Regions from separate parts of the Homo sapiens genome. Here region 2 is linked to region 1. A link is a contact called in ENCODE Hi-C or POLR2A ChIA-PET data. All regions are on one chromosome and are shown on one strand. The core of a region is the stretch at or near the end of the contact, and the rest is flanking DNA. Distances in the headings are between cores, read along the strand shown.

The links. Hi-C counts contacts between places; a loop is a spot of excess contacts on that map. ChIA-PET counts read pairs that join two places held with the same protein, here RNA polymerase II (POLR2A). Pooled maps may share reads with other maps.
Region 2: a pooled map shows a loop between it and region 1 (4-fold over the local background). The contact joins the promoter of TBILA here to the enhancer-like site in region 1. A Hi-C loop is called at or near these places in 1 of 168 maps with a recorded cell type or tissue (naive thymus-derived CD4-positive, alpha-beta T cell) and 6 of 50 pooled maps. POLR2A ChIA-PET finds 5 or more read pairs at or near these places in 1 of 52 experiments (MCF 10A).

The regions. Positions count from the first base shown.
Region 1 is chr3:111,613,466-111,618,884 of GRCh38, reverse strand. The region is part of intron 8 of CD96 (CD96 molecule); the gene reads right to left. Among named protein-coding and RNA genes, the nearest start is that of ZBED2, 21 kb to the right of the region's middle. RefSeq lists enhancers at 1,381-1,881, 1,882-2,382. Within about 2 kb of position 2,409, at least 4 of the 41 ENCODE cell types and tissues checked have a DNase peak (open chromatin) inside an H3K27ac peak, as active enhancers do.
Region 2 is chr3:112,131,259-112,136,677 of GRCh38, reverse strand. TBILA (TGF-beta induced lncRNA) reads right to left here and starts at 3,255. Exons shown (of 1, transcript NR_157393.1): 1 at 1,319-3,255. It overlaps GCSAM (germinal center associated signaling and motility), which reads left to right and starts at 3,430. Exons shown (of 6, transcript NM_152785.5): 1 at 3,430-3,586. The coding sequence starts at 3,558. It also overlaps a transcript of C3orf52 not described here. RefSeq lists enhancers at 1-110, 3,105-3,284, 3,765-3,824.

The DNA.
Region 1 (5,419 bases), core at 1,160-3,659:
TAAAAAAAAAGCGAGGCCGGGCGCAGTGGCTCATGCCTGTAATCCCAGCACTTTGGGAGGTTGAGGCGGGTGGATCATGAGGTCAGGAGATTGAGACCATCCTGGCTAACACGGTGAAACCCCCGTCTCTACTAAAAATACAAAAAATTAGCTGGACATGTAGTCCCAGCTACTCGAGAGGCTGAGGCAGGAGAATGGCGTGAACCTGGGAGGCGGAGCTTGCAGTGAGCTGAGATCGTGCCACTGTACTCCAGCCTGGGCAACAGAGCGAGACTCTGTCTCAAAAAAAAAAAAAAAAAAAAGAGAGAAATAAATTTGGTCATTGTTTCCTCCTTCAAGGAATTAAAAATTACATATAAAGGTCTTGATTTATTTTGAGATGGTTTTTGCTTACTAGACTCTTAATCATGACATTTCTTCTCAAACTGGACAGTATGAGTCGTAGCTTCATTGTTGTTTTTTATGCACTTTCACATTTGATTCTCCTAATAATTGTATGAACTAGATAATGTTACTCTCATTTTTTTAAGACAAGGAAACTACTACAGAGGTGAAATTGTCACGGGATCCTTGAGGTCTTGCTTTGCCAGCCAGAAATTCTGTGGCCAGTGGCACCTTCTGCCTGAGTATTGCTCACACTTCTGGGCTCATTCCACCCACTTGGTTTGGCAGGCTGTGCTTGGTCTGTGCTACCAGCCTGGATCCCACACCTGCCAAGGGTGAGCCAGGTGCAGAGCAGCAAGGGGTGTGTGAACGAGTGAGCGTGGGGTCTGGCCACTGCACACAGCCAGGCACACTGGCTGCTGAGGCAGGGTGGGAATCTCCAGGCTCCAGCATGGGTGCCGACTCTGTGTGATGCTGCTGCTGGACCAGATGTATGGCAAGCAGTTTCTGCTGCAGGCACTGGTGTCTGGACAAGGGGAACACTGTGGCACCAGAAAGCTTGGAGATGCCAGGAACTGTAGAGCTCCAAAGAGGGTTTTACAGCCCTGGCCTGGGAGGCCTTAGGTCTGGGCTCCCTGAAGGGCCACAGCTCTTCTCTCCTTCTCATTGCTTGCAATGTGGTGAGCAGGTGGGAGGTGTGTTTCAGCTGGGTTTGTGTTACAACTCTTTCAGTCCCACCATTCAGTAGGTCCCAAGTTCTTGTCTCGCCCCCAAGAAGAACGAGGTATGCTGACAACTGGAGGGTGAGCAAGGTGGAGAGGAGCTTCACTGAGCCACAGAACAGCTCTCAGGAGACCTGAAGTGGGTAGTTCCTTTCCATATGCAGGCTGTCCCAATGAGTGTCCAGCTCTCAGTGGAGAGGAGACCTGTAGTGGGTAGCTCCTTTCTGCAGGCAAGTTGTCTGGATGAGGAGACCCATAGTGGGTAGCTCCCTCCCACAGCTGGTAGTCTTGACTTCTTTCTGAGTCTGGCTGAATCCCCGGTTTTTCATGGGCTCAGAAGGGAGAAAGTGCATGGTGATTGGTCCATAGATGGCCATAGGCAGGCCAGGAAAAAGCACTATCCAATTGGCCCAGTGGTCATCGATGAAGTTATTACTCATATCCATGGACTTCACTTGGAACTGGCAGCCTGGCTCCCAGGCTTCAGGCCATGCCTGGCCTGAAGGTGGGGTTTCACTGGGGACCTACACCTTTCCATCCAGGAACCTAGTCAGCCTCCCACTGTCATCATGCCTTCCATAGCCCAGGCTGTTTGCACCAAATGGCACCTGCAGGCCTGCACCCAGCTGCCCTCAGCCCATCTCCACCTGCTGCCTCCTTCCTGTGCTCCTTGGCGCCCAAAGTCTGGAGGGGGCCAAGGTGGGGGATTGGTGTGTCAGTGCTGCCCCAAGTGTGCACACACCTGGCCAGGTTGTGACAGTGCCTGGGCTGAGCCTCATCTTTGCTCTGAAATTGGAGCAGGTGCTGGGAGTGGGAAGAGTCCAGGGGGTGGAAGCAGGCCCTTCTGAGCCTGCAGAAGCGGGGGTGTTCCCAGGCCCTCAAGAGAGCAGGGGTGTCAGGGTCTGGAGCCACAGCTGGGTGGCTGCAGCTGCCCTGAAAGCCCAGGGCTCCTGCCTTGCCAAGTCAGTAGGGGGCAGGCTCCCTCCTGTTCTCAGCCTCTACGGGCTCAACAGTCCCAGCCAGGCCTCCCTCACTACAGCTGGCATCCCCACAGCAGCTAGTCCAGTCGGGCAGCTGCTGCCATCAGAATGACTTGCTCTAGGCTACAGAGCCAGTAGGTGGCAGAGACAACAACTGAACCCAAGGCTGTCTGACACTAAAGACTATATTTATTCCATTCTGGTAGCCTTATAAGTGTAGTTAGCCTTGCTGCAGCATGCATCATCATCATCAGGGCCTAGCCACGGAAGAGCTCACTCATGATGTCTAGCACGCAACCACCCAGAATAGCAGGCCTTTGATAGCTTCTCTTCCTGTCCCACCACCACCTTTCAGCTTCCTGTCCCACCACCACCTTTCAGCTTCCTGTCATAAGGCTACCCAGACATCAGCCCTAGCCAGATGGCTTTTCTTTAGGGAGATATCCTCTGCATTCCCTAAAGCCTTCCTTTGTTAATCTCTTCTTTTTTATACTTAAAAAAATTCTCCATTTAAAAAATATTTACTGAATTATCAATACTTATTGGTAACCATGTGTTATCATTGTTCTAGGTGATACAGCTGTATCAGTAGACAAATAAGATAAAAAACACTGCCCTCATCAGATTTACTTTTTTTATGTGTGGAGAGGAGCCAAACAGGTAACTTATAGACGGTGTTAAAATGTGTTATGGAGAAAATACAGCCAAAAAAGGGGAACAGGAAATGGGGTGGGAGGCAGCTGCAATTTAAAATATGATGGTCATGGAGTACCTCATCGAGAAGGTGACATTTGAACAAAAATTTCGAGAAGATGAGGGTGTGATCCATGTAGATATTTGGGGGAAGAATTTTTCAGGCATAGGAAGTGAGGTTAAAAGGCCCTGAGATGAGAGAAATCCTGGTATGTTGAAGAAACAGCTAGGAGGCTAGCTTGGCTGAGCAAAGCAAGAGAAAGGGAGAGGGCAGTCGTGGGGGATATATCAAGTAGGGTATAATGTGGCTTTTCATGCTAACTGTAGATTTCTGCTCATCTTTACTGCCCACTTCCCTCCTCCCCTCACTAGATGTTGGTCCTTGTGAGCCTGGTTTTGTTTACATCAGTATCTATCTCAAGTAGATACATAATTCTAAACCTAGATTATTTGCTTTCATTCTAAACCTAGATTATTTTTATTAAAACACACATGCACGCAGACACACACATACACACACACCCCTTAGACAAAGACAGACTGGTCAATCAGCCACTCTATTTCCTACCTTGGGTTCTTACTGTATTTCCAAATGGATTTAGAGGTTCTAATAATAGAATACAACATGTTGACACTTACTGTGAACCAAGTGCTATAGAAGGTATTTTGTTTGCTTAGTCTCTTCTGTTGCTTTTAATCACCCTTAGAAGAAGGAACCACCCACGTGAAAGCTTTCCCTTTTCTGCATTCTCCTGTCTCCCTTCATGTTCCTCAAGCATCCTCACCTTTGGCCAATGCTTCTAGAACTCAGTGTTTATCTTCCATCCATCACACTATTGCTAAGAACTACAGCTTTCTGTGGATCCTCTCAGTGGGTTAACCATCACCTCATCATGTTTGCTTCATTTTCACTGTATTTCCTTTAACTCTTCAATGGTTAATGCAGAACAAAATTTTTAAATGGAATACTTGTACCTTCATTTCAGATGAGGTTCCAAAGGTTAAGAACCATAATACAGGGCACAAGCCACCTCACGTTGAAAGCAGGGTTCTAGCCCACCTATGCAGGACATGCGAGGCAGTGTGGAGTGGGACCTGTCAGTGGTGGTCCATCATCAACCTCAAAGCTGTGTGACGGGGTGGGAGCAGACTGGCTAAGAGTTCCTTTGAAGGGTCCTGTGCATCAGGCCCTCCCTCATGGAGAAGATGAAGAAGAATCCGCTCCTTCACTTTAGACCAAGCGAAGTGTGGATCTGAGAGAAATACTCATATCTCTTGACCTGTGTGTCCTGGAATTTAGGACAAAGGGGCATGGTGCCTTACTCAGGCTGGAGAGGCTGCATTAGGAGTCCATGGTTGGTTAGTGGCTCTGAATGGGCATGGAGAAGAGAGACAGGGCCACACTGGTGAAGAGGAGCACTTCCCCCATAGAGTAGGCAAAGGTGCACATTTTTCCAGACATAATAGGGTGCCATGAAAAGAATCTCACTCAGGAAGAACACCTAGAGGAACAAAGAAGCCCCCAAGAGGAGCTGACCTTCAGAAGTTTAGAGGCTGCAGAGAGAAGGAAGCAGAAGACCAGAAGAGAGGCATGGCCTGCACCAAGGGACAGCAGCCATAGGACAGTCAGGGATTTCTGAAAAATCTGCCAGAGTGCCCCATGAAGTCAATATGGCAATTTTTATTCTCCTCATCCAGAGGACACCTAAGTCAGATTACATCCAGCCTATTAAGGAAGTTCCTTCCTTACCTACCTCTCCCTCTTCTTCTTACGCCATTCCCCATAAAGAGGGACCCAAGCCAGCAGCTAGGAGCGGAGGAGAGGATGAAGCCAAGTCAGGGAATCAGAGACATTCCCTGTCTCTTCCCTACCCCCACCTCACATATCCCAGCGTTTCCAAGTTGAGTTAGAGCCACACTTGGGGGAAGGAAGAGGAAAGAAGTTCTGGACTAAATTAACTTTTTTGAGTTTTGACATTACATTTGACAAGAGTTTTTAATTATTGACACAGGTCTGTTCTTGTGGCTGAAAAGGACCAGATGACATTTATTATATGGAAATCACCAAAAAAGCCAAATAATCTGTCTGAAATTTCTTTTAGAGGCCAAGAAAAAATTATTCAATATATCTCATTTGAACAGAGAAGAATGGAAAAAGTAAAAATTATTCTTTGCTAACCTACCGGTTTAGCTTATTTAATCAACCAAGTACAAAGGTAAAAGTTATTTGTAAGTTTCAAGCTGCTGGTTAACTTATCTGGTTAGTCAGACTCTGCTATCTAAGGTTTTGCCTTATTCCAATGTAAAACTGAACCTAAAAATTTAACTTATTGTCTCAAATAGAAATATTTCCATTGGGCCTTTCATTCTATCACTATAGCACCTATCGGCATAGCACAGACTTAGACTTAGCCATCTAGTTTCTGGACAAATGTGTAATTGCTCTCCATCAATTCACCTGCAGCACAAAGAGCCTTTAAACACAGTAGTGACATTAACTGGACAATATAGGCCTTCAACTACATCTAAACACATTTGAATCAGCTTCATCATTTGAATCAGCTTCATCATTTGAATCAGCTTCATCAATCTGTGTGGTCAGGATAACGTGGGCACTGACCTTCAGCCCAGCATAAAGGA
Region 2 (5,419 bases), core at 2,006-4,505, 520 kb before region 1:
GGAGAAACAGACAAGGGTACCCCCAGGTTTCTTAGATCTATATGCTGTGGAAACCTGATTTTCAATATAAGCTTTGTTAAGAATATTCTTTTTTACTTCAATGCTTCATTTAATTTATTGATGGGAGGGTTTTCCTGAATTTCAAATATTTACAGAATAAGAAAATTTACCACCCTAACATCTTTCCTAGAGTCAATTACATGAGGGATTCATGAAAAAAATTAATGGAGCTACTATTGGGGAAATAGAATTAAAAGCAAAATCTCCTGCTATTTCAGAAAACCTCACCACAAAAATAGAAGAGAAAGAAAACACTTTTATTTCTGAATATTCAACCAGAATGTAATGCACACCACAGGCAATCCCCTAAAGAGATTACTAAAACAGAAAGAAATCTTCCCCTTTTATATGCCAAGAAGATATCCTCCACTGCACACATTTTCTCAAGACAAACAATGACTAGTATTCACATAAGAGGACTTGACAGCACCATTTGTCACATAGCGTTTATCTGAAATTATTTTTGTAATATATTTGCTAATTGCCCTTAAAAACTAATTTCTCATTTCTTTTTGGTTGGAGGTAGATTTGCAATTTGGAGTCAGGTGTCAACTGAAGTTAGACTCCAGAAAATTGTATTCTGGAATACTTGAGCATGGAGACTGCACATGGACATTAGGGTGTGTGCTCTGAGATAAACGAAAGCTACAGTGAGAGAACATAACCAATCCCAAAGATAATTTCAAAGAACAATGACAGCAAAGGTTAGGTGGGAGTAGTATTTGACAATGCTTATTTGATATTGTCTCTCAGAGCTGCAAACTAGATTATACAAGTCATTAGCGTCAGATAGCTTTAAAGTTGTGACCTTCCTTTACATGAATTTTCTAGCCAGTTTCCTATCCTTTGCAAGAGGTAACAAAACATGAAACCCTAGAATGTGTGAGTTCAGGCATTAGGTATATAATAAGGAGGCTCTCTGTCCAGGGCTGCTTTCTGTCTTGCAGGGGCTAGTGAGTCTTGTGTGTTTTTATTTTATTCTCACATTTGTGTTTTTTTAGAAAAGTGAATGATCAATAATGGCTTATCTTTTATAATAAAATCTTCCATTTTTAATAAGGTGCTCCTGGAAATCCCTCACAGAGCCAAAAGGAAGTTTGGAGAGCAGCCATAAGGATAAGAATGATGTGAGATGAATCTGGGGTTGCACAGCTAGTACCCTAGTTTCTCTGAAATTGTTTCTTCTAAGCCCACTCCCCATCCTTCTCCTGCCTGTTTTAGATATGACCTTTACATTACTCAAGGACAAGCAATAAAATATTTTGCACTTTGTTTTATTTCTTTCAAGGAACTTCACAAGAGCAGTCCTGTATCTGCTTTTCTTACCATTGAACCTACAGTGCCCAGCACATAGTAGGCACTCGACACATACTTGTTAAAGGAATGAACAAACAGATGAGTGACCAAACTGGAAACAACCATCAAATACAAGGATAATACAAAAATCCATGATTCCTGTCCCGAGATTTCTTTCTTTTTTAACCTTTTGTCTGTTGAGATTCATTTATGTGCAGTGAAGTGCACCCTTATTAGTATACAGTTCTGTGAATTATGAGAAATGCATACAGTCATGTGGGCACTAACACAATCAAGATAAAGAACAACAACAAAAAATTTCCTCCTGTGCTTTGAAAGTCAACACCTCCCCCACCTTTTGCTCCTGGCAACACTAATATGTTTTCTGTTCCTGTGGTTTCACCTTATCTCTAATGTCACAGAAGGTAGGCTTTAAGTCTGGTCTCTTTCACTTAGTGTAATGCATTTGAGATTGATCCAAGTTATTGCATGTATTAATAGTCCACTCCTTTTCAATGATGGTCAGGATTCTGTTGTGTGGATGTAATATAACACAGAGCTTATTTAGCAATTCACTCAATGAAGATCAGTTGGGCTATTTCCAGGGTATTTCGGCTATTATGAGTAAAGCACATATAAAAATTTGTACACACAGTCTTAGAGGACATAAGTTTCACTTGGCTAAATGCCTAGGAGTGAAATTGCCAGGTTGTACAGTAACCCTATGTTCAATTTTATAAGAAATTGCCATACTTCTGAGATGGGAGAGTTCCCTTGACCCCTTCTCGGGACTTGCGACAGGGGTGTGGCCTACTTACTTGGCCACCACCATGCTCAAACTCTCTGTGGGAGCGGGAGCACGCAGGCAAGCGGGTGCCAGGGCTTCGATGAGCACTTTTGGGCTCCAGCCCAACAGCAGCATTTAGGGATGTGTTACAATTCATGCTCTTTTAGCAGTTGCCATCCGTGGACAGCTAAGTGTTAACCCACTCAATGGAGAGTCAGGGTGGCAGCCTTTTACACCCTGCCCTGTTGGTACCCAGGTTCTTGTTCAGCATCCAGGAAGAATCAGGTTGCATGAATGGTTTGAAAGTTGATGGATGTGGACGATTTTATTAAATGGTGGAAGTGGCTCTCAGTGGAAGGGGAGCTGCAAAGGGGATGGTGCAGGAAGAAAGTGACCTTTCCCTGAAGTCTGCTGTCTCTGGCCGGGCTCCTCCCTGAAGTCATGCCACCTGAAGTTAAGCCACATCTCTGACACTCAGTTGCTTCTTCTCCTCTTGATGTTCAGCCGCTTGTCTGTCTGCCAGCTGAGGTCTGGGGTTTATATGGGCACGGGATAGGGGGGCTGGACAGGCTAAAGAGTAACATTTGGGCAGGATAACAGGGATAACTGTTCTCATTTAGGGCTTCGGTTTCAAGGCTTGAGGGTGGGACCTTTGCCAGTGAACCACCCTCTTCTACCCAGTAAAGCCCTGCCTTCTGTCCTTATCACTTCTTTCCAAAAAGGCTGTCATTTTGCATTCTCATCAGCAATGCATGAGACTTCCAGTTGCTTTGCATACCTTGCCATACTTGATATTGTCAGGGTTTTATAGCCATTGTAATAAGTATGTAAAAGTGTTCCATTGTGGATTTGATTTACACTTCCCTAATAACTACAATGTTTAGCATCTTTTAATGTTCATCTGTATAGTTCCTTTGGTGAAATGTCTGTTCAAATATTTTGCCCATTTTGTTACTGGGTGTTTGTTTTCAGATTTGAGAGTTGTTGATACTATATTTTCTACAGGTCTGTGGCTTGACTGTTTTAACCTCCTTCTGACTTTTCTAAGAAGACAACGTGATTTATAAACGTAAATATCTGTAGTGGAAAAACTCCCATGGCCCATCTGTAATTTCAGACCTGGGATTCCCCAGAGGTTCGAAGCTCTCATTGACGGGTAGTTGCTGGTTATGGCCAACAGCCAGGTTGGTTCAGGCACTGACATGTTAGGACATTCTGCACATGCGTGCCTCTAACACTCCTCCCCCAGCCTCTTCCTTCCCTCTGCAGAGACACCCTTCTCCTTTCTGCTGTCTCTGCACGGGTGGCCAGAGCCACACAGCCCTTTCTTTAAGTCAGGAGTTGCCCTGTCAGAGCACAAGGCAAGAAGGAAGTGGTAAAGGGACGGAGGGGAAGCCCTGAGAGGACTGAGAGGATGGGAAATTCTCTGCTGAGAGAAAACAGGTAAGTCTAGACTCCCTGTGGGAGAGCAGAGGAGATGGGACAGGACAATACAGCAAGGAAGAGAAAAAGAAAGCTAGTATACAGTTAGCACACTAAGTTGGGGTAGAAAGTAGTTGGGTAAGGAAACTGCCAAGCCTTCAGTGCCTACTCTGTGCCAGATACCACATTAAATTTCCCATAGGTTTTGCCTTCTCCCAAGAATCATGGTGAGCAGCTGATGGAGAATAGCTGAAAGGTGGAAAGACTTTACCAAGGAAGGTCTATATAATAGGTTACCACCTAAGAAATGAAACAACTTTCTGAAAGCCCGGGAAGGAGATGCTCTCCTGAGCTCCTCATGCTCCACAAGGAGGTCAAAATCACCACCCTCTTTCAGCCACTATTTTAAGTTTGAAATAAACAGCAAGCTTCCTGCCACCTTGAGTCTTCCTTTGATGTGCACTCCCTGCAAGCAGGTAAGCAGAGGTCATCTAGATTAAATAGGCACAGAACTCAGATTTACTTTCTGGACCTCAGCCTCTTTATTTTAAGTAGAAATAATAATACAATATCTACCTTAGAGAGTTCTAGTGTGTATTGTGCTAGCATAGTGCCTGACATAAAGTAGGGTTCAAAATTAGAAGATATTTTCTGCTTTCTTTTTCTGACCATCATCTTCCTTAATATCAAAGCCGTGCCACCAAAATAGTGCCACCACAGACAAGGTAATCTCTAGGGTATAAAGTGGGGTGATCTAGAGAGAGTAAGCGAGCCAGAGGGGGTCTTCACAGGGTTATGTTTGGAATCCCTGGTCTCAGTTCATGCTACTGGAGAGTGGAACACAGGAAAAAATGGTAGCCCACTTTTGACCACTTGCCGAAAAGAGGATTGGTGGTCCTGTGGAATATCTCATGTCCCTTCCTAAGAATCATGTTGTCTGAGACTTCTCTACCCTGGGTTGTCACAGCCCCTTGTCAATCTTCTACTCTAGCATTGTTCTAACAATTATATAAATTACTATTTTTATTACTAGATATGAGATGCTCAAATGTAGTGATTGTTTCTTATTTATCTTTGAATTCCTGGTTCCTGGCATTGTTTCTGGCATATCACGTGCACTGAATAAGTGCAAAAAAACTTTAAAAAAATTTTTTTACTTTAAAATTTTGTTTTATGTAAGAAAAAAAACCTTTTTCCAAGGTGCACACATCTTATGCTATTTGGACTTCTTATGGTTTTTTATTTATTTTAAAGAAAATTCGATTTTAAATCTAGAAAGCTTTTTGGTTTCTGCCATTGCATTCATGCTTAAAATTCTTTGCTCTTCCTAAGATAAGACAAATCAACTCACATAAGTTTTGATTTTGTTATTTTACATTTGGCAACATATATTCAATATATGGTGTCAGATGTAAATTTTTTTCCAAATAGTTGATCAGTTTGCCCAACATCTTTATTTCTATGATGATTTAAAAGGTCTCCCTTGAACCAAGTGCAGTGGCATGCACCTGTAGTCCCAGCTACTCAGGAGGCTGAGGCAGGAGGATTGCTTGAGCCCAGGAGTTTGAGGGCAGCCTGAACAACATAGCAAGACCCAGTCTTAAAAATAAATTCATTAAAATAATTAAATAAAATGTTTCCGTTAACGTATTCAAAAGTCTTGTATATATTGGTATCTAATTTTCATTGTCACCCCAACACCCAGTTATCATCTAGTCAGCATACCCCCCCAACCGTGTCTCTCCAGATCAAATAAGCTAAGAAGTCAGGGAAATTTTGCACAGAATAGAATGGCACTCATCCCTTCATGAGAGGAGCTCAGTCTCAGAGGAAGAGACCTGCCAGCAGCAAACC